Linked DNA regions of Homo sapiens: region 2 is linked to region 1. The links are chromatin contacts, found by Hi-C or POLR2A ChIA-PET in ENCODE. All regions are on one chromosome and are shown on one strand. The core of a region is the stretch at or near the end of the contact, and the rest is flanking DNA. Distances in the headings are between cores, read along the strand shown.

The links. A loop is a pair of places that touch in the nucleus more often than their neighbours do. ChIA-PET counts read pairs that join two places held with the same protein, here RNA polymerase II (POLR2A). Pooled maps may share reads with other maps.
Region 2: a loop to region 1 is called in a map of naive thymus-derived CD4-positive, alpha-beta T cell, with 5 times the contacts of the local background. The contact joins two enhancer-like sites. A Hi-C loop is called at or near these places in 4 of 168 maps with a recorded cell type or tissue (CD4-positive, alpha-beta T cell, CD8-positive, alpha-beta T cell, breast epithelium and 1 more) and 6 of 50 pooled maps. POLR2A ChIA-PET finds 5 or more read pairs at or near these places in 5 of 52 experiments (AG04450, GM12878, activated T-cell and 2 more).

What each region holds. Positions count from the first base shown.
Region 1 is chr6:17,582,906-17,585,639 of GRCh38, reverse strand. No RefSeq gene overlaps it. Among named protein-coding and RNA genes, the nearest start is that of FAM8A1, 16 kb to the left of the region's middle. Within about 2 kb of position 1,324, at least 9 of the 41 ENCODE cell types and tissues checked have a DNase peak (open chromatin) inside an H3K27ac peak, as active enhancers do.
Region 2 is chr6:17,631,682-17,634,393 of GRCh38, reverse strand. NUP153 (nucleoporin 153) reads left to right here. Exons shown (of 22, transcript NM_005124.4): 17 at 1,550-1,744. Among named protein-coding and RNA genes, the nearest start is that of FAM8A1, 33 kb to the right of the region's middle. RefSeq lists a silencer at 810-1,010. Within about 2 kb of position 1,258, at least 3 of the 41 ENCODE cell types and tissues checked have a DNase peak (open chromatin) inside an H3K27ac peak, as active enhancers do.

The DNA.
Region 1 (2,734 bases), core at 75-2,574:
GCCCGCCTTGGCCTCACAAAGTGCTGGGATTACAGGCGTGAGCCACCATGCCTGGCCTATTATTTTATTTTTTGAGATGGGGTCTCGCTCTGCTTCCCAGGTTGGAGTGCAGTGGCATGATCATGGCTCACTGCAACTTTGACCTCCCCAGGCTCCGGTGATCCTCCCACCTCAGCCTCTCAAGTGTCTGGGATTACAGGTAAGTGCCACTATGCCTGGCTATATTTTTGTGTGTTTTTTTTGTAGAGACGGAGTTTCTCCATTTTGGCCAGTTTGGTGTCGACCTCCCGGGCTTAAGCGATCCACCCACCTCAGCCTCCCAAAGTGTTGGGATTACAGGCGTGAGCCACTGTATCCAGCTTGTGATATACTTTTAATAAATTTCTCTTAAACTTAAATTAGCAAGTGCTTGTTTATCATCCTTCCAATTAGAGAACCTGGATTCGGCCATTAGGAAGTCAAGGGTGGCATTCATTGGGAAGTTTCATGGGGTGAGAGGTGAAAGGCTGGCTGATGGGGGAATGGAAGTGAGAAGTAGAAATAATTGCATTCTAATCTTTAAGGAGTTGTTTTTTGGGGGAAGAGAAGCTGTTAAAGAAGTAGCGAACTATTTTTAACCACGCTTGAACCCATCGTTTGATAGGGTGACTGAAAAGAGAGTTCCTGAAACTTGGGCAGCCATAAATCTATTGTTTTGTTATGAATTTCTCTAATTTTTAGTGAGATAAACTTACTTTTAGTTTATCAACATATTTCAACTATTCTTACTAGTCATATATGGCAACCCTGCCCCAAGATGTCACATTGGTCTCTAAAGTGTTTCCTTCAGAGTAAGGTTCATCTGATTTGATACACTGATAGGAAGCAAGTTGTAAAAAATAAAGCCACTACGGAAGGCTTCTTTTGTAAATAAGATACCCAAGCACCAAATCAATGATTACACTGAAAAATAACTTGATTTTGGTACTAACTTTTGGAAATACACATAAAATAGGCTTTCTCTTCTCCAGCCTAACGTGGATTGAATTGCTATACTGTGTAATGATTTTCTGCCCCCTAATGGTTGTTCAAAAGCATTAAGAAATTTGTCATCTGCTTGAAAACATTTTCTATTATAAGAAAATATTTTCTTTATAGCACATTTTTAATTTTATTTTAGGAATTCGAAATGACTTAGAAATGTGTCATCATTCACAAGAGGCCCGTGTTACTCTTAAAAATAGGCCGATCTCATAAAACAACTGCGAACCTCATTATATAATGTGAACAGACAGGATTTTAGGCAACCAGTAGGTGGAGGAATTTCCAAAGCTAAGAACACCACAGGCTCCAAAACCCAACTTCAGAGCTGAGGGCCTTAAAGTAATCTGTTCAGCCTTCTCCGCTTTATACTAATAGAAGACTGTGGAGCAGCTCTGAGATATATGCTCATAGAAGTACATCGCCCATGATATTCTGGCAAAAGGAAAGACTATTTTAGATTAGGATTGGATTTTACTTGTGAAATATGAGATTGGGGCCAAGAGAAAGCATTGCTTTGGGTAGGGATAGCATGAGATTAAAAAACTGAAAATAAGTCGAGTGTGTGAAGAAAATGACTGTGACATACGAGAGGAAGGAAGCCAACAAGAGAGTGCCGTGGGTAGATGCTAGAAAGGGTGACATCATGCAGAAAGGTCAGGGAGGGAGGCTGAGTTTGGCTTTGGTCCAGTCAGCAATAGAAGGCTATTATGAAAGACAAACGTAAATATTTGTAAAATATAGTGTTGGTACAAACAAATATAAAAAAACATTGAGTTGCTTCTGCTGCTCCTTCCTTTTTTAGACCTGGAAACAATGAATCCAGAGGGAACAGCCACAGACGCTCCTGAGCACGTCAGTTTAGGCCTTCTGTGCCTAACGCAATTTCTTCCCTTAGAATTTGACCCTTGCCTGTGTCACCCAGCACTCATCCCATACCTCCTCCTGACCTCCCTGCAAGGTGGAGCCCACCAACCTGATCGCTGATCTTACCCTCCTCGTTAAGACTTACTCTATTACATCATCTTATCATTGACATGAAGTGGAGACCCAATGCCTGGCCAGTCTGAAGCTGTACACACGTAGGACATTAACTGAAACCTCAACTAAACCTCATCAAATTCCCACTTACTCTGGCTCCCCTTTCTCTATTTTTTAATTAAAAATTTTTGTATTATTCCTATTCTATTTTCCTGCAAACAGAGGCCCCCCTTCTTCTTGCACTCAAAAAATTCCACAATTCTCCTGGTTTCTTCATTTTCCCTCTTTTCACAGGCCTATATACTCTTCCATGTTTAATATCCTGGCTCATTTTATTCTTACTAACCATGAGAACTTATCTTTTTTATTCAATAGACTGTCCTCACTCTTGATCAATTTTATGCACTTAAATAGGCCATGTCATGTTTTTGCACATCAGACTGGAAAAATGACTAAGAGAGGTGGTATCCAGAGTTGACGAGGTTTGGAGAAAAACAGGTTCAGTCATTTGTGGAAGTATAGGCTTAGACATTTTTCGAAGGATAATTAGGCAGCATCCACCCAAATTCAGAATATCTGAGCCTTGTGAATCCTTAATCCTTTTAGAAATCTACCTTACAGAAATATGAGCACTAGAATAGAGCAATACAAGTCAAGCGTATTTCCTGTAGGATTATCTACAAAAGCAAAACAAAGAAAATAAATGAGACAGCCATCAAAAATTCAAAAATTA
Region 2 (2,712 bases), core at 9-2,508, 49 kb before region 1:
GGGTCATTAATCCATAGTTTTGATATTTGAAGTCATGAGAGTAGAGTTGAGTGTGTTCACTCAAGATGGCCTGAAATGAAAGTCCGCTAACTTACAGGGAGTGGCAGGAATAAAGCTTTTGAACAGTTAATCTTTTAAAAAGGTGCAACCAGAAAGGAAAAACAAAAACTACATGGCACTGGTTGCTTCAGAGGAAGATGGATTTCAAAGGAACAGGATCAGAGGTCTCAATAAAAAAGCTGTTACTCAAGCAAGAGATGGGTTAGTGGTGGGAGTAATGGGGGGGGTTCATGAACCAGAATAGCAGTAGAAGAGTCAGAAATTGATTGAAATAGATTTGAGAAAAATGTAGAGGAGGAGGAGTATCCAGCCAAGCTAACCAAGTAAGACAGTGGAGTCACCAACTAAGAGACTACAGTGACAAGCTCAGAAGTGTAGATTGCAGGTGTAGATTAGGAAACTGTTTTTTGGGGATTTAAAAACCACTGGAGTAAATGAGAGTTTGTGAGGACAGTGGGCCAAGATGGAACCCCAGGGAGCAATTTGGTTGGCAAGATGGAAGAGAACATACCTATAAAATGTAGAGATCAGTTAGGTAACTATGGAAGAGGTGGCGACAGTTGTAGGCCATCTAGAGAAGTAGGAATACCAGAATGAATGGCTTCACTGTCAGCACTATATTTTGGGCCTTACCAAGCCGTTCTTCCTGTGCCACCTCTCCCACAAACATGCTAGTTTTGCTTAAGATTTGTCACCTCTGTGTATCCTTTTCCTGCCTCTTAGTCATTTCTTCCTTCTTTGCACACTTGTTTTAGGTTGTCACTTGGTGATGGTGCCACTGTGCTTTTATTTTCCCCCTTTAAGACCATGAGCATCTTACAAGTTAAGCAACATTTTATTCATCTTTAATGTCCCCAGAACCCAAGTATATTATGATGCTTAATAAATGTCTGTTAAATGGCTAGCATGTAACAAATGTCAGGAATGTAGTAGGTGTCAAGTTAGATTGTGAAGTGGATGTGAAGTAGATGCACTTCTGTGCAAAAGCTATCATTCAGAGGCAGAGATCTATGCTTTCAAATCTTGAAATTCATATGGTCTGTGGCTGTGTATTTTATATGTTAGGATATTGCCTACAATTTACATCTTATGTCTTAGAATGCTTGCTGCTTTGAAGAAATTTGAAAAAGATTCTTAAGAAAAATTTAGTCTTTGAGCCCCTAATTTGCGAGCATGATTTTTTTTCTTAAACCACAGCAGTTCAAACATGTGGTTAAGGGGGAGCTCACCAGTGAGCAAGGTGATTATGAGCTGCTCATTTATAAGGTTAAAAGAAATCATTTATAAGGTTAAAAGAGAGGTCTATTCTTTTTTTTAAACAATGTAAATATGAACAGTTGTCTATTTCTGGCACATTCTGTGTTTTAATAGGAAATATTATTAGAAACTGAACACTTAAACTTAGCAGTGCCATTAAGATACTGACATACTGTAAATTAAAATTTTCATGAAATCTCCCCCCACTCCCCGTTTTTTTTTTTTTTTTTAGGAAGTTCAGTACCTGCTTCAAGTAGCAGCACTGTACCTGTCTCTCTGCCTTCTGGAGGCTCTCTAGGATTGGAAAAGTTCAAGAAACCCGAGGGAAGCTGGGACTGTGAATTGTGCCTAGTGCAGAATAAGGCAGACTCTACCAAATGTTTGGCATGTGAAAGTGCAAAGCCAGGCACAAAATCTGGGTTTAAAGGTAAGGCCAAAAAAATAAAAATAAAGGTGATGGTAAAGCGCCTTTTTGTAAGGCCATTTAAAAATGAAGTATTTGAGAACAGCTTCAGTGTTCACTCATTCTCTCTTGAAAATTAATATAAAATGAGATTATCCTGAGATGTTTTAGTTATATCTGTTTCTGAATATTGTAAGGTCATATTAGTTGCTTGTCAACAGTGAGGTATCTTTTCTCCAGGTGGGAAAAAAAATTTCTTGTGTCATTGAGCCTCAGAGAGTTTTTGTTTTTTGTTTTTAACTGCTAGCCCCCTAGGTGAACTGTTCTTTGTTTTTTTGTTTGTTTGTTTTTTTGTTTGTTTGTTTGTTTGTTTTTGAGACAGTTTTGTTCTTTTGCCCAGGCTGGAGTACGGGGGCGCGATCTCTGCTCACTGCAATCTCCGCCTCCCAGGTTCAAGCAATTCCCTGCCTCAGCCTCCCAAGTAGCTGGGATTACAGGTGTGAGCCACCGCGCCCAGATGAACTTACTGACTTTTATTTGACTGGGAATACACCTCTAAATTAAAAGCGATACAGGCTGTGGCTTTGGTTTCCCAAAGTAGGTCCCAGGAAAAGAACTCTTAATATTTTACTATATAAGTACAAAGGAAGACTCCCTCAAAGTAATTAATCCTAAACTAACTGGAGGCCAGATTTTTGTGTTTTTTTTGAGATGGTGTCTTGCTCTGTCGCCCAGGCCGGAGTGCAGTGGCCGATCTCTGCTCACTGCAAGCTCCGCCTCCTGGGTTCATGCCATTCTCCTGCTTCAGCCTCCCGAGTAGCTGGGACTACAGGAACCTGCCACCACGCCTAGCTAATTTTTTGTGTTTTTAGTAGAGACGGGGGTTTCACCATGTTAGCCAGGATGGTCTCAATCTCCTGACTTCGTGATCCACCCGCCTCGGCCTCCCAAAGTGCTGGGATTACAGGCGTGAGCCAACACGCCTGGTCTGG